Regions from separate parts of the Homo sapiens genome. Here regions 1, 3 and 4 are each linked to region 2. The links are chromatin contacts, found by Hi-C in ENCODE. All regions are on one chromosome and are shown on one strand. The core of a region is the stretch at or near the end of the contact, and the rest is flanking DNA. Distances in the headings are between cores, read along the strand shown. Region 1 holds the start of PRKCG (protein kinase C gamma). Region 2 holds the start of ZNF665 (zinc finger protein 665). Region 3 has its middle 18 kb from the start of NLRP12. Region 4 has its middle 32 kb from the start of CACNG6.

Region 1 (5,186 bases), core at 2,669-5,168, 690 kb after region 2:
CCGGACCTCAGGAGAATCACAAATACACAAATAAATATAAGCCCTACAAAATTCCCAGATCAGGCCCGGCGGGTGGCTCACGTCTGTAATCCCAGCACTTTGGGAGGCTGAGGCGGGTGGATCACGAGGTTAGGAGATCGAGACCATCCTGGCCAACATGGTGAAACCCCGTCTTTACTAAAAATACAAAAATTAGCCGGGCGTGGTGGAGGGCACCTGTAGTTCCAGCTACTCATGAGGCTGAGGCAGGAGAATCGCTTGAACCTGGGAGGCGGAGGTTGTAGTGAGCCGAGATCGCGCCACACTGCACTCCAGCCTGGGAGACAGAGCGGGACTCCGTCTGAAAAAAAAAAAAAAAAAAAAAAAAAAAAAATATATATATATATATATATATATATATATATATATATATATTCCATGATCAGCCGGCGCGGAGGCTCACGCCTGTAGTCCCAACACTGGGAGGACAAGGCGGGAGGATCGCTTAAGCCCAGGAGTTCAAGACCAGCCTGGGCAACACAGCAAGACCTCGTCTCTATTTAAAAAAAAGTTTTAAAGAAAATTCGATGATCACAGAACCCGCTATCTGCATCTACATCCGCAAAAGCAATTGGGGAGAGATACCGCAAGGGAGGGAAGGGTTCCCCTGGAAGGGGAGAAGGAAAGGCCAGCTGGGGCACACACTGTCGTTGGATGAGGAAAGGCCTCCTTTTCATTTCTGCAGCGTCCACTCTTGAGCTCCAACCCACTCCATCGCTGTCTTCTTAAAGGACGCCTCGCCCACCCTTCTCTCCCATCCCATGCCTGAATCCCTTCTGGAAGGCATCCGAAAGAACAGCTATAGAACTCTGGGGTGATACGTTGGTTAACTCGGGAAAGAACTCAAGGACACTGGACTAGAACGTGGTGGGATTCCTAGGTCGGTTTCGGGGCCATCCCCGCCGCCTATCCTTCGCCCTAGGTCACCTGGAGGTGGCTGGAAGGCCAGTGGACTCCACATTTAGGGAGAGTGGTTACAAGAGGACTCGGATTCCCCCACCTTCCCTTCGGCTTTGGGAATCCCAGGAAACCCGCCCCGAACCCCTGAAAAGTCCCAGAGAAGGTAAGCTGGGCGTCCAGAGTCCCTCCCAGGCGCCGCCGCAGCGTCCCGCCCAGCCTCGCGGGGCACGCCGGGAGGCGGAGTTCTCGGTCGTGTCCCGAGAGTGGCTGGTCCGCAGGCTCGGACTACCAGTCCCAGAATGCACTGCGCCCGCAGCCCGGGGCGGGCCGTGGTTGCCCCTGGCAACAGAGAGGGTCTCCCGGGAGCGGGGACTGGGAAGCGCTCCCGAGCCGGGGAGGCGCAGAGCCCGACCAGAGAGAGGCGGGGACGCGGGTAGAGCGACCAAGAGGTGTGGAGGCCGGAAGAGACTGACCGCGCCGGCCCTTGGAGAGACCCCTTTCCTGAGAGGGGGCGCACAGAGAGGATGCCGAAGCCAGCGAGATCTAGAGAGAGGGAGACAGGGATTGAATCACAGAGACACTTAGAGGGAGGGAGAGACCTCAAAGACAGAGAGATTCACAGGGCCAGAGAGACACGTAGAGTGGGTCAGAGAAGAGGACAGAGGACAGAGACATAGAAAAGACAGGAGGGAGAGAGACTGAATCACAGAGACACAGGGAGAGAGGGAGAGACCTCAGAGATGGAGAGAGACTCACAGGGCCAGATAGACACATGGAGTGGGTCAGAGAAGGGGACAGAGAGAGAGACACAGAAAAGGGAAGAGGGAGAGAGACTGAATCACAGAGACACAGAGAGGGAAGTCTCTATCTAGAGACCCTCGACAGAGATTCCTAGAGCCAGAGACAGAGATTCAGAGAGCCAGAGACACAGAGAGATTCATAGAGACATATAGAGAGATTCAGAGAGCCTGAATCACAGAGATTCACAGAGCCAACGAGACAAACAGAGAGATTCATAGAGCCAGAGACACAGATTCGGAGAGTCAGAGAGACATAGAAAGATTCATAGAGCCAGAGACACAGAGATTCAGAGAGTCAGAGAGACATAGAGAGACATTCATAGAGCCAGAGACACAGAGAGATTCATAGACATATAGAGAGATTCAGAGAGCCTGAATCACAGAGATTCACAGAGCCAAAGAGACAAACAGAGAGATTCATAGAGCCAGAGACACAGAGGGATTCGGAGAGTCAGAGAGACATAGAAAGAGATTCATAGAGCCAGAGACACAGAGATTCATAGAGACATAGAGATTCATAGAGCCAGAGACACAGAGATTCAGAGAGTCAGAGAGACATAGAAAGACATTCATAGAGCCAGAGACACAGAGAGATTCAGAGTCAGAGAAACATAGAGATTCATAGAGCCAGAGACACAGAGAGATTCAGAGTCAGAGAGACATAGAGAGACATTCATAGAGCCGGAGACACAGAGAGATTCAGAGTCAGAGAGACATAGATTTATAGAGCCAGAGACACAGATTCAGGGAGTCAGAGAGACATAGAGAGACATTCATAGAGCCGGAGACACAGATTCAGAGTCAGAGAGACATAGACATTCATAGAGCCAGAGACACAGATTCAGAGAGTCAGAGAGATGAATAGATTCAGAGAGCCAGAGACACAGGGAGAGTGAATCACAGACACAGAGGGACGGGGAGATCCCCAGAAACAGAAAGAGATTCATAGAGCCAGAGAGACAAATAGAGATTGGGTCAGAGAGAAAGGGACAGAGACAGAGACAGAGAAGAGAAGAGGGAGAGAGATTGGGTCAGAGAGAAAGGGACAGAGACAGAGAAGAGAAGAGGGAGAGAGAGACTGAGTCATAGACAGGAGAGAGACCCCCCTAGCATCAGAGAGAGAGAGAGAGATCAACAGAGCCAGAGAGGGACAAGTACAGAGAAACAGATGGAACCAGAGAGATATAGGAAGAGACAAACAAAAACAGAGACGGAGTTGCAGAACCGGAGGAAGGGAGAGAGACAGAGACAAAGGCATTTATAAAGACGGGTGGAGGTGAGGAGAGAGAGGGAGAGACAGGGGCAAGCATTTAGAGAGTGACTCCCAGAGAGGAAGACAGAGACGGACTCCCAAAGAGATCAAGTTGCAGAGGGAGGGGGAGACAGAGTCACAGCCTGAGAGAGAATAGAGATTCACAGAGCCAGAGAGACAAAGACAGGGAAAGAAACAAACTCAGGGAGACAGAGGCGGAAGAATTTATCAGACGTAGAGGGAGAGACAGAGGGAGACTGATTCACAGTGAGGCAGACCAAGACCCCGAGAAGAACCACGACACCAAGACCCAGAGATGGCGACAGATACAGATGGAGACACACAGCAGAGGAAATAGAGAAATAGAAAGAAATAGAAACAGCATTTCTCGGAGACAGGGAAAAGAAAACAGATCCACTGAGAGGCAGAAACAGAGACACATCGAGAAAGCTCGCTCCAGGAATAGAGGGAGAGGGACAGAGGTCACAAGAAAGACACACGCAGGCAGAGAGCTACACAAATAATGGAGAGGCCAGGGGAGGAAATAAAGACTCAGCCGGCATCGGAGAAAGTGAGAACCTTAGCGCCCTGCCTGTCCACTGCTGGACCCCTAGCGTGGAGCATAAAGTTTGTTGAAGGAAGGAGAGGGGCAGGGTCAGACACAGGGACCCCAGGGCGCCCACAGGACACACGAGGCACCCTAGTGGGGGAGGAACGCGGGGCAGGATGACAGATTGCAGGGTGGTGGGGGGGAGCCAGGCTCAGAGGATGCCCCTCCCTCCAGCCAGCCCCCGGAGTGGGTGTGTGCACGTGTGGGGGGCGGGGAGGGAGGACATTTGTCCCGTGTCTCCGGGAGGGGAGCGCCTTTAAGCCGAAACCCCGCCCTCTCGGTCGTCCTGGCAACGCCTCCCCCAACCCGGGGCTCCCACATTTCAGCAGGTGCCGGAGCTGGAGCTCCCACCGCCGCCGCCCGTGCCTCCGGCTGCCGGCGCCCCTGCCTTTGGCTCTTCCTCCCCACTCGCCCGCTCCCCCTGGCGGAGCCGGCGCGCCCGGGGTGCCGCTCCCTGCCTGGCGCGCTCCGCACCTGGAGGTGCCTTGCCCCTCTCCTGCCCACCTCGGAATTTCCCTGTGGCTCCTTTGATCCTTCGAGTCTCCAGCTCCTCTCCCTTCCACCTGTTTCCCCCAAGAAAGGCAGGATCCTGGTCCCTGCTACGTTTCTGGGGCCATGGCTGGTCTGGGCCCCGGCGTAGGCGATTCAGAGGGGGGACCCCGGCCCCTGTTTTGCAGAAAGGGGGCCCTGAGGCAGAAGGTGGTCCACGAAGTCAAGAGCCACAAGTTCACCGCTCGCTTCTTCAAGCAGCCCACCTTCTGCAGCCACTGCACCGACTTCATCTGGTGAGGGAAGGGGGCTGGGGGACTGGGGGACGAGGGGACTAGGGGTGCAGACTCCTATCACGCCGACCCCTGTGGAAGGAAGAAGGAGGGGGCTGTAGTCCCGACTCCCAGGTTCTAGGATGGCCAGGGAACGCTGGGAGCTTCGACTCCTGGGTTTCAGTGAGGAGGAGGCTGGTTCCTGGAGTGCTGGGTCCGAGGGAGGAGGAGGCTGGAGGACAGAGGTCCTGGAGTCTTGGGTCTGAGGGAGGAAGGGCCTGGGGGGCTGGGAGCCTGGATTCCTGGGTCTGAAGGAGGAAGAAACTGGGGGCTGAACTCCAGTCTAAGGGAAGAAGGGCTGGGGGCCAAAATTTCTGGGTTCTAGAAAGAGGAGGTGGCCGGGGCTTGGACACCTGGGCCCTGCGGGAGGAGGGTCAGAGAGCGCAGGCCCCCTGTGGCTCGCAGAGGTTGGGGGTCCAGGTACCCCTTTCTGCACTGACCTAGGATCCCTGACTCTTCCAGGGGTATCGGAAAGCAGGGCCTGCAATGTCAAGGTAAGAGCTGGGGACCGGGGCTCCTGGGACCCTCAGGAGGGTGGAGGCTGGGGCCCCACAGCTGAGGCTGCTTGACACACGTGTTCTCTGGTCCCCAGAGAGGCGCGGGGGAGCCCGGGGCGGGGGGTGTGGCAGAGACACAGCCTGTGGTGGGGAGGGAGCTTTGATGGTGGGGCCACCGCGGAGGTGGTGCTGGGGGCCCCTCCCTCGGCCGGCTCCAGGTGGGGACAGATATTTGGAGAATCTGTTGCCATGGGAACATGGAGATTT
Region 2 (5,197 bases), core at 894-3,393:
GGTGAGGAGAAATCCCCACCCCACACGTTTTGGTGATGAGAGGCGATGCATTCTTTGTTGAGCGTTCATTACTTGATTATGAGAGTGGGAAAAACACTTTGGTTTTTCCTCCTCACTCATACACTTGCCTACACATTACCCCATCCTAGGAAAAGGAAAGAGGGTGACCCATAACTGAATGAGTCAAGTCACTGCTCTCTTAGAACAGAGATTGCAAATAGAAGCTAACCTCTGATGCCAGGAATTATAAAATGCACATGTCTTATAGACAAAACTTTTGTGATTCTCACCAGCATCTCCATAACAGAAACAAAATATATACATATAAAATTTGTTAGATTATTAGGGGCTGGGCACAGTGGCTCATGCCTGTAATCCCAGCATTTTGGGACGCTGAGGTGGGTAGATCACCTGAGGTCAGGAGTTCGAGACCAGCCTGGTCAACATAGTGAAACCCCGTCTCTACTAAAAATACAAAAGTTAGCCAGGTGTGGTGGTGCATGCCTGTAATCCCAGCTACTCGGGAGGCTGAGGCAAGAGAATCGCTTGAACCCAGGAGGCGGAGTTACAGTGAGTCGAGATCGTGCCATTGCACGCCAGTCTGGGAAATAGAGTGAGATTCTGTCTTAAGAAAAAAAAAATTTGTTAGATTATGGATACAGAAATCAATATATCACGATGTAATTATCCATATCCAATGAAACCACCATGCATCTGGGCCATAGTCCCCCTCTTTCTTCCTTCCTGTGTGTTTCCCTCCCTCATTCTGTACATCTCTCTCATTCTCTTCTTCTCTCTCCTTGTTTCTTTTCTGTGTTTCAGCCTGGGTCTCTGCTCCTCATTTTGAGCCCCTCTCTTCTCCTGCTGTTTCTCCTTCCCTCTATCCTTCTCTTCCACTTGTTCTGTTCCATTCTTGCAACTTGTTTCACCTCTTATTCCTCTTTCACCCGTCTTTTGGTTGTCCCCAATCTCCATCTATTTCTGCCTCTTTCTTCCCTTATCTCTGCTCTCCCTGTTAAATCCCCTCTTCCCTGTTTCACTTCCTTGTCCCCACTCTTTGGCACCCCCAGATCCCAGGTCTCCCCCTGCTGTGGTTCTCCCTCTGCTCTCCTTGTCACCAGCTGCCCCTTCTTGCTGTCCCAGCACCACGCTGCTCTGTCTATCCTGGCTCCAAATACCCCCTCCTCTCCCTAACTCTCCGTCTGAGGAGCTGCCCCTCTCCCTACCTTGCTGTCCTTCATCTCTCTAGACAGCGAGCTTTTCTCTACATTTCTCCAGTTGTTTCTCCATCCTGTTACTTTCTCAGCGACTTCTTTCACCCTTACTGTCTCTTTGTAAATCCTGACCCATCCTCTACTTTGCCATGTTTACTGGTTTCCCTCATTCTTTCCTCTGTCTCCGTTTTTCTACTTTTCTCTCAGCCCCCCTCTCTGTCTCCTGATCCCCTTGGCCCACACATTCACAGGGAGGGTTTGGAGTAAGACACCTGGATCCTGGAGGAGCACATTTTCCAGCGGGTGGAGCTGGGCAGGCAAGAACACCGGGTATCACAGGACAAGGCCCGGGCACCTCCCCAACGCGGGCTCAGGGGAAACGGTGACTGCGAAGGGGAGGCCTAGGGAGCAGCAGGGCCCGGCACGAGGAGGAGGGAGGTGGGGGGCGACGGCGCCTTAGGAGAGGGGTGGGGTATGCAGGATCCCAGGACCAGGCAGAGGCGCGGCCTCCCCGGGACTGGGGCTGCGGCGCTAACGCTCCAGTAGCTGACTAGGGCGAGGTTAGGGGACGGTAAAATCCTGCACCCACTTCGCAGATGAGGACTTCACAGGGCGCAGGTCAGTAAAGGGTTTTAAGCAGGAAACGGCGCAGGAAAGGAGGTGTCTGCATGGTCTGAAGGCCGAAAGACCGCGGGCAGGACCAGCCTGTGTGATTTTAACCCAAAGCGATGCGACCCCCAGAGTCTCGCGGCAAAGTCTGAATTTACATGGAATGGAGGGAGCCGTGCGGGGACTTTAAGGGCTATACGAACCCCCGGACATCGGGTACGGAGGAGCAGGGGACTCCGAAACGCAGGTTTAATCTAGATAGAGGGAAACTCACGCGGCGACTAACAGCCTTCACTCCAAGAGATCTGCTTCCGGGTTTGCAAGAAACTGCCCGCGCAGTAGGCAAAGGGGCGGGTTGCGGTGGGGAAAGGCCAGGCGTTGGGAGGGACTGAGAGCATAGGGTGGGCGGGGCCGGGGCGGGGCCTGAACCCTGGAGGCGGAGGTTGCAATGAGCCGATATCGCGCCATTGCACTCCAGCCTGGGTGACAGAGTGAGACTTCGTCTCTCCCAAAAAAAAAAAAAAACAAAACTTAGGCTATCTAAAAGTTTAACCAATGGCCAGTAATATAAGCAATCATGCATATGTAATGAAGGCGCCATAACAACCCAAAAGGAGAGGATTCAGCGGAGCTTCTGGATAGGTGAACACTGGGAGGCTCCTGCAGCGTGGTGCACCCAGGGAGGGCACCAAGGCTCAACGCCCCTTCTCCCATGCCTCACCTCACTGATCCCTTCCATCTGGCTGTTCTTCTGTCAACTTTGTAATATCCTTTATAATACGTAAATCTATGTAAAGTGTTTCCCTGTATTTTGTGAGCCACTCTAGCAAATTCGTTGAACCTGAGGAGGGGGTCAAGGGACTCCTGGATTTATATCTGATCTGTAAGCACAAGTCACAACCTCTGCTTGAGACTGGCATTGAAATGTGTGCACTATTGTGGGACTGAGCCCTCAACGTGTGGGATCTGATGCCATGTCCCGGCAAAATGGAACGGAATGAGAGAACACGCACCTGGTGTCTGTGGCAGGATTGCTTGCTTGGTGTGTGTGGGAAAACCCAGTACCTCTGGGCTAACTGTAGCATTCTGTGTTGTGAGAGAACAGTAGAAGAAACTGAATCAGTGTTTCCTATATTCTTAAATACGAATATGTGAGGTTTGTTGTTGTTTTTTTTTTTTTTTTTTTTTTTTTAGACAAGAGTCTTGCTCTTGTCGCCCAGGCTGGAATGCAATGGCATGATCTCGGCTCACTGAGCCACCGCCCCAGCGTGAAGGCATTTTTGAGCAAGTTATGTCTCCCTAATTCTGTTTTATTGTACTTTTCCCTAAGTAGTTATAATAGCCTCTAAATCTGTGTGGAGTTTTCAGTTTTGTGGACAATACAATAAATAGACAAATAAAAACCCAAACACAAGCTGATCTCTATAGAAGTGTTAGATATTATTTTCAACACACTAAGTGATACTCCGTATCTAGATAAGCTAAAGCACGAATGATGTCTTCTGAGGTGACAAGGTCCACAGTGGCTTTACAGAAACACTGGCCAGAAGTAAAAACTGTGATGATAATGGCAATAGCAATGACTGACTTTTCTGAACACTATGTGCAAGGCATTATTCGGAATACTTTACCTGTATTAACTCAAATAACAACATAATAGCCCATGAGAAAAAGATCTTTTCCTATCTTACTAGGAAACAACTGTGTCGGCCGGGCGCTGTGGCTCACGCCTGTAATCCCAGCACTTTGGGAGGCCGAGCTGGGCGGATCACGAGGTCAGGACCGGATCACGAGCCGGGCGGATCACGATGGTCACCAGGAGACCATCCTGGCTAACACGGTGAAACCCCGTCTCTAATGATAATACAAAAAAATTAGCCGGGCGTGGTGGCGGGCGCCTGTAGTCCCAGCTACTCTACTCGGGAGGCTGAGGCAGGAGAATGGCGTGAACCCGGGAGGCGGAGCTTGCAGTGAGCCGAGATGGCGCCCCTGCACTCCAGCCTGGGCGAGAGCAAGACTCCGTCTCAAAAAAAAGAAAAAGAAAGAAACTGTCACAGATACGCTAAGAAACTGGCCTAAGGTCCAAGAGCTAGAAATGACAGAGCAAGCCCCGAACCCAGGCATCTAAGAATTACAGTTAGGCTGAGAGCAGTGGCTCACACCTGTAATCCCAGCACTTTGAGAGCCTGAGGCAGGAGGGGTGCTTGAGCCCAGGAGTTCAAGACCAGCCTGGGCAATATAGTGAAACCCCATCTCAACAAAATAAAGACAAAACAAAAACAAAAAACCCCTCAACAATTACAATTAAACCTAAAGAATCAGTTAAGTAACAGAAGTACCATCAAAAGTGACAGGATGCCAGGTCAGGGAAACCATTGAGAACAAAGGCAAGCAACATAAACGAGAGTCTGCAGTAACGCAGGCAGACACTAGGTGGAGAACCAGACCACAGCTTACCATGAAAACACAGGGACTGCAGAATTGCAGACTGTCAACAGGAGCTCTCCTGAAGAAAAACTGGCAAACCTTCTCAGGTAACTACAAGCAAAAGCCCAGAGACGACACATTCCCAGAAAAGGCTTCAGAGGTTTCCAGAATCTCTAGTCAGGCTGAATAGAGAAGGTCCTCCCTGAAGGAAGCCAGAAATAAAAAAGTAGGACTGGTTGATTAGTGAAATGCTGAGGTGCCAAGATAACAAGACATTCAAGGAGAAAAGGAAACATGATCCACACAAAGGAACAAATGAAACCACCACAAACTGACACTAAAGAAATGAAGATGTGTGAATTATCAGACAAAGAATTGAAAATAAGAGTCACAAGATGGTCAATGAATTAAGAGGAGAGCACACATAGACAACCACAGGAAATCAGGAAAACAAGATATGAGCAAAATGAGACTATCAATAGAGAGACAGAAGCTATAAAGGAAAAACAGAGAAATTTTAGAGCTGAAAAATGTAATCAGAAACGCAGAACACAGAGCCTTGGTGCTCAATGCTGCACACAGATTACAACGCCCTGGGCCACCGTAGTTATTATTGAGGGTAGATCCCAACCTGACCATGGGAATAGGAATCTTGGGCAAAAGAAAGTTGAAATGGTTAAACTTATACGTTAATACGTTAAAATACGTTAAAAGGTATTTTTGCCAGCGAATGGGACAGAAGTTGAAATGGTTCACGTTGAAATGGTTATTACTGCCAGCAGGTAGGACAGAAGAGCTGCTAGTGAGACTGAAGCAACTCTGGGTGGGGATCTGGCATCTCTGGGGGTGTCGGTTTGGGGTAGATTGAATCCAGGAAAGTTTCTGCAATTTGAATTAATTTAAGCAACTTAACTAAAAAGCCCTGAAAATGTCTGTGAAGGGTATGC
Region 3 (5,704 bases), core at 1,145-3,644, 650 kb after region 2:
GAGGCCGAGACGGGCAGATTACCTGAGGTCAGGAGTTTGAGACCAGCCTGGCCAACATGGTGAAACCCTGTCTCTATTAAAAATACAAAAATTAGCCCGGCGTGGTGGTGGGTGCCTGTAATCCCAGCTACTCGGGAGGCTGAGGCAGGAGGATTACTTAAGCCCAGGAGACGGAGGTTGTAGTGAGCCGAGATCGTGCCACTGCACTCCAGCCTGACCGACAGAGTGAGACTCTGTCTGAAAAAAAAAAAAAATTATATAAATCAATACAAATAAAGTTAATGTATTTTATTTAACCCACTATATCCAAAACATTATTATTTCATGCAATCAATATGAAAAGGTTATTCACGAATTACTTTTCATTCTTTTGTTCTTGTTGTTTTTAAATTAATTCTTTTTTTATTTTTATTTTTTTTTGAGATGGAGTCTTGTTCTGTCGCCCAGGCTGGAGTGCAGTGGCGCGATGTTGGCTCACTGCAATCTCTGCCTCCCGGAATCTAGCGATTCTCCTGCCTCAGCCTTCTGAGTAGCTGGGATTACAGGTGTGCGTCACCATGCCTGGCTAATTTGTTGTGCATTTTTAGTAGAGATGGGGTTTTGCCATGCTGGTCAGGCTGGTCTCGAACTCCTGACCTCAGGTGATCCGCCCGCCTCAGCCTTCCAAAGTGCTGGGATTACAGGCGTAAACCACCGTGCCTGGCCTAAATTAATACTTTAAATTAATTAAAATGCTTTTAAAAAGTCCAGAACAGGCCGGGAGCGGTGGCTCAAGCCTCTAATCCCAGCACTTTGAGAGGCCGAGTTGGGCAGATCACCTGAGGTCAGGAGTTCGAGCCCAGCCTGGCCAACATGGTGAAACCCCGTCTCTACTAAAAATACAAAAATCAGCTGGGCTTGGTGGTGCATGCCTGCAATCCTAGCTACTCGGGAGGATGAGGCAGGAGAATCCCTTTAACCTGGGAGGCAGAGGTTGCAGGGAGCCGAGATTGTGCCATTGCACTCCAGCCTGGACGACAGAGCAAGACAACATCTCAAAAAAAAAAAAAAAAAAAACAAGAAAGAAAAACTAAAATGGTACCATGTTTTGCGTTTTTATTTTTTTTATTCTTAGTTGTTTTTTTTTTTTTTTTTGAGACATGATCTCACTCTGTCACCCAGGCTGGAGTACAGTGGTGCAATCATGACTCACTGAAACCTCAAAACTCCTGGGCTCCAGCCATCCTCCTGCCTCAGTCTCCTGAGTAGCTGGGGTTTCAGGCACGTACCAGCACATCTGGCTAATTTCTTTTTTTAATTTTTAGTAGAGATGAGGTTTCACTATGTTGCCCAGGCTGGTCTCAAACTCCCGGGCTCAAGCAATCCTCCCTCCTTGGCCTCCCAAAGTGCTGAGATTACAGGCGTGAGCAACTGTGCTTGGTCCAAATTGGTATTACGTTTTCAATTCAGGCTTCAGATAGAAGGTACCCTAGTTTTATTGCCAAGAAGAGATATAATTTCTATAAAACAACTCTCCTATCTAGCTAGTTTTAGGAACACTCCTACTGGTCAAAGTATATAAAACTAAGGGGACCAGAGTTAGCTGTAACGACCTTGGGCTCCACATATGCCTGTACTTAAGAAAATTAATGAACATTCTTGGAAGGTGGAATGCATCTTTTACACCTGAGCAAATTGAGGCTTGGGTTACACAGCTCTGCCTGGCGCATGTGATTTATTTTCTCTCTCTTTTTGTTTTTAAGACCTAGTCTTGCTCTGTTGCCCAGACTGGAGTGCAGTGGCATGATCTCAGCTCACTGCAACCTCTGCCTCCCGGGTTCAAGCAATTCTCCTGCTTCAGCCTCCCGAGTAGCTGGGATTACAGGCGCCCGCCACCATGCCTGGCTAATTTTTTTGTATTTTTAGTAGAGACGGGGTTTCACCATGTTGGCCAGGTTGGTCTTGAACTCCCAACCTCAGCTGATCCGCCCTCCTCGGCCTCCCAAAGTGCTGGGATTACAGGCGTGAGCCACCGCACCCGGCCTGGGCAAGTGATTTCTTTCTGCCTAATTGTCTAGTCATTAACCGGTAACTGAAAATCACAAACAATTTCAATCTTAGGACTGATTGCCCAGCAGTCAATTCATGCAAGATACTTTTTTTTTTAAATTGAGGCTTCCGTGGATGGTGAAAATCAAAATTGGAATGATTTTCATATGGAACAATGAAAAGCGCCCCTTTCTGAGTTTTCTAGACTGACCTCTGACCTCTGTTTCGGAGGGCCCGGCTAGGGCTGGCCTGGGACTGCAGAGGATTTTGTTTTATTTCCTGTGGACTAAATTATGATAGGATTTTAGGCACCAGTAGAGGGCGCTGAGACACAGGTGGGCGAGCAGAAGACAGGCTGTTCGAGGGGAAGTAAACCTAATCGCGTTCCCTTTAAACTTTGTAATGACTCACCACGGAGTCAACTGAGGAAGTAAAACTTAATAGGAATAGTCTCAGTGAACAATGCCATAAATTGACACGCAGCCAAGTGCCAAGTTCTGATAACAAATCAGTAAGAAATGCAAGTTAAAGGAATGCCATTGTTCCCTTAGGGGGAAAAAAACCTCTTCTTTGTTAAAGCCAGTGATGACCAGCAGAGGGTAAAGCCAGTTCAGAAGGTCAACCGGCAGTTTTAGAAATTAATATGGTCTCACGCATGAATATTCTTACAGTAATTCTACTTGGGTGATTCAACTCTGACAAAAATAGCAGAGATGTTTTCTATTATTTATTTAATTTACTTACCTTTTTGAGACAAAGTCTCGCTCTGTCGCCCAGGCTGGAGTGTAGTGGCGAAATCTGGGCTCACCGCAACGTCTGCCTCCCGGGTTCCAGCGATTCTCCTGCCTCAGCCTCCCGAGTAGCTGGGATTATAGGCACCTGCCACCGCGCCCAGCTGATTTTTGTATTTTTAGTAGAGACGCGGTTTCACCATGTTGGCCAGGCTGGTCTCGAACCGCTGACCTCAGGTGATCCACCTGCCTCTGCCTCCTAAAGTGCTGGGATTACAGGCAAAAGCCACCGTGTCCAGCCACAAACTGTCTTATCAATGGCAACTGTCTCCTGATCTGTTGGCCTCACAATAACTGAATAATAAAGCTTACGTTTTGCCAGGCGCAGTGGCTCACGCCTGTAATCCCAGCACTCTGGGAGGCCGAGGCAGGAGTATCACCTGACGTCAGGAGTTCGAGACCAGTCTGGCCAACATAGTGAAACCCCGGCTCTACTAAAAATACAAAAATTCGCCGGGTGTGGTGGCAGGCGCCTGTAATCCCAGCTATACAGGAGGCCAAGGCAGGAGAATCGCTTGAACCCGGGAGGTAGAGGTTGCAGTGAGCAAAGATTGCGCCACTGTACTCCAGCCTGGGTGACAGAGCTAGACCCTGTCTCAAAAAACAAACAAACATACAACCCCACCCCCCAAAAGACCCTACATCTTAAAACAAGAGGCAAAATTGCCCTCCGTTGAGAACCACTGTTCTAGACTTAATCTGTTAGAGTCATTTATTTATTTTATGCACAGAATAACTTTGCAAAGAGGAATGACTTTTTATTTGTTCCAGATTCTAAAATAATCTATGCAGTCTTCCGTGCAGGTTGAGATACTTAAAACTCTATCGGCAAAGGCCGGGTGTGGTGGCTCATACCTGTAATCCCAGCACTTTGGGAGGCTGAGATGGGCGGATCACGAGGTCAGGAGATCGAGACCATCCTGGCTAACACAGTGAAACCCGGTCTCCACTAAAAATACAAAAAATTAGCCTAGGAGGCAGAGCTTGCAGTGAGCTTGCAGATCATGCCACTGCACTCCAGCCTGGGTGACAGAGTGAGATTCCATCTCAAAACAAAACAAAACAAAACAAAAACTATCGGCAAAGTCACAGCCATGGCTAATTATCATACGTTTGTTCAGCAAATTCACCTTCTTTTTGCAAACATAATTTACACCGTTTAATCGGGAATTTTACACAAAAAAAAAGATTCTAGAAAACATAGCTGTCCATAACTGTCATGGTTTCCAGGTTGCAAGTTCATAATCATTTGAATTATTCAAATGAGTCTCTAAATGCTACAAAAATAATGTCTTCTACAATGACAAGTTATGGAATAAATATATAGTTGATCCTAATTTCAGGACACTTGGTATGTAAATATTTGCTCACGTTTTTCTTTGATACGTACACAAAGACTAATGAGTAAACCTGTGCTCACTTATGTCATAGCTGCTTGAAGGTTTTTGTTTTGTTTTGTTTTGTTTTTTTTGAGACCGAGTCTTGCTGTGTCACCCAGGCTGGAGTGCAGTGGCATGATCTCGGGTCACTGCAAGCTCCGCCTCCTGGGTTCACACCATTCTCTTGCCTCAGCCTCCCGAGTAGCTGGGACTACAGGTGCCCGCCACCACGCCTGGCTTTTGTGTGTGTGTGTGTGTGTGTGTGTGTGTGTGTGTGTGTGTGTGTGTTAAAAGAGACGGGGTTTCACCATGTTACTCAGGATGGTCTCGATCTCCTGACCTCGTGATCTGCCCACCTTGGCCTCCCAAAGTGCTGGGATTACAGGTGTGAGCCACCGTGCCCAGCCGAAGTTTTGTTTTTTGTGTTTTTTTTTAATTTAAGCAAACATATGGTTTTTGTTTTTTATTTATTTGTTTTTGAGACAGGGTCTTGCTCTGTTGTCCAGGCTGGAGGGCAGTGGCAAGATCACAGTTCACTGCAGCCTCAACCTTCCAGGTTCAAGCAATCCTCCCACTTCAACCCCCCAGCTGGCTGGAATTACAGGTGCACACCACTATGCCCAACTAATCTTTGTATCTTTTTGTAGAGACGGGGTCTTACTATGTTGCCCAGGCTGAAATATATGTATTTTAAGGAAAGGATGAAGTAAATAGTATTTTAGTATATAAATAAGAGTTGAGTATCCTTTATCCAAAATGCTTGGGGCCAGAAGCGTTTCGGATTTCTGATTTTTCAGATTTTGGAATAATTGCATATAACCACAACAACCAACATTTACTGAGCACCACGTACTGTGTGTCAGGCAATGATCTGAGCCCTTTACATGCATTAAGTTACGTAATCACTCAACAACCCACGAGGTGTGTATTGTCATCAGTTTCGGTCCACAAAGGGGAAGCAGAGCGGAGAGGAAACCTGCGCAGGAGTGCGCCCAATACCTTTTGCTGTGTAACAAGCCTTCCCCTCCTGTGAAAGGGCCCTATGTGCAAAGCAGCCCCCAAATACACATGGAGTTAAGAAACTGAAGAATGAGGCAAATCCAGGTTATCAATATAAAGTTTCATTTTCTTCTTCTTTATTTGAGATGGAGTCTTGCCCTGACGCCTGGGCTGGAGTGCAATGGTGCGATCTCGGCTCACTGCAACCTCCACCTCCCGGGTTCAAGAGATTCTTCTGCCTCAGACTCCTGAGTAGCTGGGATTACAGGCGCCCACCACCACGCCCAGCTAATTTTTGTATTTTTAGTAGAGATGGGGTTTCGCCATGTTGGCCAGGCTGGTCTCGAACTCCTGACCTCAGGTGATCCGCCCCGCCTCGGCCTCCCAAAGTGCTGGGATTATAGGCATGAGCCACGGTGCCCAGCCCCTCCCTCCTTTCCTTCCTTCCTTCCTTCCTACCTTCCTTCCCTCCCTCCCTCCCTTCTTTCTCTCTTTCTTCTTTTTGTG
Region 4 (5,684 bases), core at 2,023-4,522, 830 kb after region 2:
TGCTACCGCACTCTAGCCTGGGCAATAGAGTGAGACTCAGTCTCAAACAAAACAAAACAAAACAAACAAAAAAAACCACACGCACACACACACACTCAAACTTCTTTTATTTTTTGAGACAGATTTTCGCTCTTGTTGCCCAGCCTGGAATGCAATGGCACGAGCTTGGCTCACTGCACCCCCCCTCTCAGGTTCAAGCGATTCTGCTGCCTCAGCCTCCCAAGTAACTGGGATTACAGGCATGCGCCACCACGCCCGGCTAACTTTGTATTTTTAGTAGAGATGAGGTTTCTCTATGTTGGTCAGGCTGGTCTCCTGCCTCGGCCTCCCAAAGTGCTGGGATGACAGGCATGAGCCACTGGGCCCAGCTACATTCAAACTTCTTTTTTTTTTTTTGAGACGGAGTCTCGCTCTGTCGCCCAAGCTGGAGTGCAGTGGTGCGATCTCAGCTCACTGCAAGCTCCGCCTCCCGGGTTCACGCCATTCTCCTGCCTCAGCCTCCCAAGTAGCTGGGACTACAGGCGTCCACCACCACACCTGGCTAATTTTTTGTATTTTTGGTAGAGACGGGGTTTCACCGTGTTAGCCAGGATGGTCTTGATTTCCTGACCTCGTGATCTGCCCCGCCTTGGCCTCCCAAAGTGCTGGGGTAACAGGCGTGAGCCACTGCACCCGGCCCCACATTCAAACTTCTTATCACAACTTGCAAAGTTCTGCATGATCCGGGCTTAGCACCTCCCTTCTCCTGCTGTGCTCTAGCCGGCTCACTTTGCCTCAGCCACGCTGGCCTGTGTCCATTCTTGGAACTAGTACTGGCCAGGCTTGCTCCTGCCCCAGGGCCTTTGCCTGCGCTGTGCCTTCTGCCTGAAGTGTCATTCTCTTTGCATTTCTCATGGCTGGATACTTACACTGTTTTTAATTCTCAGCTTCAACATATTTTCATCCAAGTCTTCCCTTACCCACTTTGCAAAGGAAAGACCCACCTCCCATACACTCATTGTGTTATAGTGCATCCCTCTTGATTTCTAGCATGTCTCTTGTTACAATCTACAGTTTGTTGTTTTTTTCTTTCAGATGGAGTCTTGCTCTGTCGCCCAGGCTGGAGTGCAGTGGTGTGACCTCAACTCACTGCAACCTCTGCCTCCCGGGTTCAAGTGATTCTCGTGCCTCAGCCTCCCAAGTAGCTGGGACTACACGCGTCCACCACCACGCCCAGCTAATTTTTGTATTTTTAGTGGAGATGGGGTTTCACCATGTTGGTCAGGCTGGTCTGGAAGTCCTGACCTCATGATCCGCCAGCCTCGGTCTCCCAAAGTGCTGGGATTGCAGGCATGAGCCGCCGCACCCAGCCAACAGTAACAGTCTTTTCAAAATGCCTGGTCCATAGTACGTGCTCGACAAATATTTGTGAAATCACTGGATACATAAGACAGTTCCAGGGAAGGGGAGTAGCTTGCTCAGAACAGGGAAGCTGCCCAGGAGTCTTTCCCCTGATTCTCAGACCACGATCCCGTGCTCAGCTCCTCGCGGATTCAAGGCTGATGAAGGCAAGGGCCACACTGTCACCCACTCTTTGAAAGCCCCAAACCAGAAGTCATTCCGGGGTGGCTGTTCAAGGTTCTTCACTGATCAGGTCTCTTGGTAACAAGTGTTGGCCTCCCACAGGTACATGTCAGCATCTCCTTCCTTTCAGAGGCTGAATGCTTGTCCATTTATGTAGATCCCACACTTTCTTTACACATTCATTCATTGATGGCACTTACATTGCTTCCATTTCTTGGTTTTTGTGAATAATGCTGTTAAGAACATCAACGTATAAATTATCTCTTCCGGCCGAGCGTGGTGGCTCACGCCTGTAATCCCAGTACTTCGGGAGGCCAAGGAGGGTGGATCACTTGGGCCCAGGAGTTCAAGACTAGCCTAGGCAACATGGTGAAACCCTGTCTCTACAAAAGTAAAATAAAATAAAATTAAAATTAAAAGTAGCTGGGCTTGGTGGTGCATGCCTGTAGTCCCAACTATTCAGGAGGCTGAAGTGAGAAGGTCGCTCGAGCCCAGGAGGTCGAGGCTGCAATAAGTAAGCCAAGATCACACTACTGTATTACTCACCAGGCAACAGAGAGAGAGACCCTGTCTCAAAAATAAATACACAGATAGGCTGGGGGCAGTGACTCATGCCTGTAATCCTTGGCTTGGGAAGCCGAGGAGGGTGGATCACCTGAGGTCAGGAGTTCAAGACCACCCGGGTCAACATGGCAAAACCCCATCTCTACTAAAAATACAAAAATTAGCTGGGCATGGTGTTAGGTGCCTGTAGTCCCAGCTACTCGGGAGACTGAGGCAGCAGAATCACTTAAACCCAGGAGGCAGAGGTTGCAGTGAGCTGAGATCGCACCACTGCATTCCAGCCTGGCTGACAGAGTGAGACTCCGTCTCAAAAAATACATACATACATACATACATATCTCTTCAAGATCCTGCTTGGAATTCTTTTGGGTATCTCCCCAGAAATGGAATTGCTGGATCCCATGGTAATTCTATTTTATGAGTTAGAACTTGATGGCCTGAATTTTTGTGGTGTCAGCTGCAGACTCACAGTGAGGGAAGCCCAGGAGGGGATGGGCTTTAAGAGGATGATGCTGCAACAGAGGGGCTTTAGTTAACACGGATGTGCTGTGTTCTTGAGCCTTCCTAAGAGAGTAGATTGTAAGTGTTCTTACCACACACACAAAAATGATAAATGTGAGGCAATGCACATGTAAATTAGCTCAATTTAGCCTTTTCACAACGTATACTATTTCAGCACATCATGTTGTACACCATAAGTACATACAATTTTTATTTGCCCTAAAAAATAAATCAGTAATGCTTAAAAAAATTAAATTTCATATTGTAGGGGGGGAAACAGTGCATGATGTTGCAATGTACTGCGTTTCATTTCCTGAAGCGTCAGCGAAAGACCAGCCCTGGGGTAGAAGACCGGAGCGGAGGGAGCGTGGCCTCCCCAGCTCCCCACTTCCTTCTCAAGCTGCAGGCTGAACTAGGGTCTCTGGAACTGGGCTAAGGCGCCCCCGTGTCTGCAGCCTCTCTGCGGGGCTTCATGGACTCCAGCAAAAGGCTTGAGGCTGGAAACGAGGGTATGAGCGTGCGGAGAGGTAGGGTGAGGTTGGGTTTCTGCAAGGAAATAATAATCACCGTGCTTAACTGATGTACTAGGCACCAGGCTGAAGGCCCCATCAGCTGGCGAGGCTGGGAGAGAAATTGACATCCCCTCTTGCTGCCCCGCCGTTGGCTGGAAACAGTCATGAGCCGCCACCTAGCGGCGAAAATGACAGCAACAACTTGGACCTAGAGCTGGGGCCACGGAACGAAAGGCGTCATCCCTTTAAATTAGGACAATTGCCCTCTCTCAGGGCAGCTTCTCTGTTCTGGTTACCTGCTGACTTACACCCAGTCACCCCAAACTTCGTGGCAAAAAACAACTGCTATTTATCCATCCATCCTTCCTTCCTTCCTTCCTTCCTTCTTTCCTTCCTTCCTTCCTTCCTTCCTTCCTTTTATGAGGCAGAGTCTCGCTCTGTCGTCCAGGCTGGAGTGCAGTGGTGCGATCTTGGCTCACTGCAGCCTCCATCTCCCGGGTTCAAGCGGGATTCCCCTGCCTCAGCCTCCCTGCTAGCTGGGATTACAGGTACGAGCCACCACGCCCAGCTAATTTTTGTATTTTTAGTAGAGACGGGGTTTCACCACGTTGGCCAGGCTGGTCTTGAATTCCTGACCTTAGGTGACCCGCCTGCCTCAGCCTCCCAAAGTGCTGGGATTACAGGTGTGAGCCACCACGCCCGGCTATAGTTTATTTATACTCGTAGATTCTAGCAGTCAAGAATTTGGACAGAGTACAGCAAGGGTGGTTTTATCTGCAGCCTCAGCTGCAAAGACTGGAATGGAGGGTGCCGGAATTATCTGGAAGATCTGGGAGCGTCTTCACTCATACGTCCGGTGTCTGGGCTGGATGACTCCACGGTTGTGCGCAGCTGGAGGACAGCTGACCCGAGTGCCCACACGTGGCCTCTCTGTGTGACTTGGGCTTCCTCACAGCATGGTGGTCTCAGGACAGGCAGACTTCCTGCATGACGTTTGGTTCAGCAAACAAGGCAGAAGGTGAATCACCTTTTATGATCTAGACTCAGAAGTTGCCTCTAGGCTGGAGTGCAGTGGTGTAATTATAGCTCACTGCAGCCTTGACCTCCTGGACTCAAGAGATCCTCCTGCCTCAGCCTCCCAAATAGTTGGAACTACAGGCATATGCCACCATGCCTGGATAATTTTTAGTTTATTTGTTAAATGTAGAGACGGTGTCTATTCTGACTCTATCAGCCGAAGCAGTCAGGGACTCACCAATATTTCAGAGCAAGGAGCTATAGACTGCACCTGTAGAAGGGAGAATGTCAGCTGGGCGCGGTGGCTCATGCCTGTAATCCCAGCACTTTGGGAGGCCGAGGCAGGTGGATTACCTGAGGTCAGGAGTTTGAGACCAGCCTGGCTAACATGGTGAAACCCCGTTTCTACTAAAAATACACACACACACACACACACACACACACACACACACACACACACACACAAAATTAGCCAGGCATGGTGGCGGGTGCCTGTAATCCCAGCTACTCTGGAGGCTGAGGCAGGAGAATTGCCTGAACCTGGGAGGTGGAGGTTGCAGTGAGCTGAGATCGTGCCATTGCACTCTAGCTTGGACAACAAGAGCGAAACTCCATCTCAAAAAAAAAAAAAAAAAAAGAAGAGAGAATGTCTAACAACTTGCAGCTGTGTTTTAAAACTGGATGTTCTCCCTGAGGACTTGAATATAAAGCTTTGTCAGTTGCTTGGTGTGGTGAAGCAATGAGAGTGTTTTTTTCGGGGGAGGAGGTGTCAGATAGATCAAGAATTTATAATTAGCATAAGAAATGTACTTCTTAACAAAGCCAGCCTGGGCAACATAGTGAGATTCCCATCTCTACAAAAAAAAAAAAAAAAAAATTAGCCCAGTGTGGTGGTGCACACCTGTGGCCCCAGCTACTTGGGAGGCTGAGGCAGGAGGATTGCTTGAGCCTGGGAGGTCAAGGCTGCAGTGAGCTATGATTGTGCCACTGCACTCCAGTCTGTGTGACAGTGCAAGACCCTGTCTCAAAAAATAAAAAGAAAAAAAAAGAAACATACTAAAAAAGGACACATATTAGCAATATGAAACAAGAACAATTTTCCATAAAGCAAGAGGCTTATGGAAATAAAAAGTATAAAAATACATGATGGTAAAAAATATATAACATTATCCTCTAACAGAATAGGCAGTAGGGTGGGTGCCGTGGCTCACGCCTGTAATCCCAGCACTTTGAGAGGCTGAGGTGGGATGATCACTTGAGACCAGGAGTTCGAGACCAGTCTGGGCAACATGGTGAGACCGTGTCTCTTTAAAAAAAAAAAAAAAAAAGGCAGAATTGATACAGCTGAAGAAAAATGAACAAGTAAGAAAATGTGGTGGAGGAACTTCTCCAGGAAGCTGATATAATTATATTAAGATCAGAAAAAATAAGAGAAAAGTCATCGTACGATATAAGGGACAGGTGTTTCTCAAAATCCAAAATCTTCTCTGCTAAGAGAATCCTGATTTTGTTTTTGTTTTTGTTTCT

What was found. Hi-C counts contacts between places; a loop is a spot of excess contacts on that map. Pooled maps may share reads with other maps.
Region 1: a loop to region 2 is called in a map of CD4-positive, alpha-beta memory T cell, with 10 times the contacts of the local background. The contact joins the promoter of PRKCG here to the promoter of ZNF665 in region 2. A Hi-C loop is called at or near these places in 1 of 168 maps with a recorded cell type or tissue (CD4-positive, alpha-beta memory T cell), 1 of 37 single-sample maps with no recorded cell type and 7 of 50 pooled maps.
Region 3: a map of naive thymus-derived CD4-positive, alpha-beta T cell shows a loop between it and region 2 (12-fold over the local background). The contact joins the enhancer-like site here to the promoter of ZNF665 in region 2. A Hi-C loop is called at or near these places in 4 of 168 maps with a recorded cell type or tissue (B cell, Caco-2, mammary epithelial cell and 1 more), 2 of 37 single-sample maps with no recorded cell type and 9 of 50 pooled maps.
Region 4: a map of naive thymus-derived CD4-positive, alpha-beta T cell shows a loop between it and region 2 (33-fold over the local background). The contact joins the enhancer-like site here to the promoter of ZNF665 in region 2. A Hi-C loop is called at or near these places in 14 of 168 maps with a recorded cell type or tissue (B cell, CD4-positive, alpha-beta T cell, CD4-positive, alpha-beta memory T cell and 10 more), 27 of 37 single-sample maps with no recorded cell type and 28 of 50 pooled maps.

The regions. Positions count from the first base shown.
Region 1 is chr19:53,878,279-53,883,464 of GRCh38, forward strand. It overlaps PRKCG (protein kinase C gamma), which reads left to right and starts at 3,919. Exons shown (of 18, transcript NM_002739.5): 1 at 3,919-4,386; 2 at 4,885-4,916. The coding sequence starts at 4,217. RefSeq lists an enhancer at 4,371-4,922.
Region 2 is chr19:53,191,215-53,196,411 of GRCh38, forward strand. ZNF665 (zinc finger protein 665) reads right to left here and starts at 2,144. Exons shown (of 4, transcript NM_024733.5): 1 at 2,098-2,144. RefSeq lists an enhancer at 1,960-2,109.
Region 3 is chr19:53,839,922-53,845,625 of GRCh38, forward strand. No RefSeq gene overlaps it. Among named protein-coding and RNA genes, the nearest start is that of NLRP12, 18 kb to the left of the region's middle. RefSeq lists enhancers at 1-405, 406-1,173. Within about 2 kb of position 2,395, at least 8 of the 41 ENCODE cell types and tissues checked have a DNase peak (open chromatin) inside an H3K27ac peak, as active enhancers do.
Region 4 is chr19:54,020,764-54,026,447 of GRCh38, forward strand. No RefSeq gene overlaps it. Among named protein-coding and RNA genes, the nearest start is that of CACNG6, 32 kb to the left of the region's middle. RefSeq lists a silencer at 2,026-2,229. Within about 2 kb of position 3,273, at least 5 of the 41 ENCODE cell types and tissues checked have a DNase peak (open chromatin) inside an H3K27ac peak, as active enhancers do.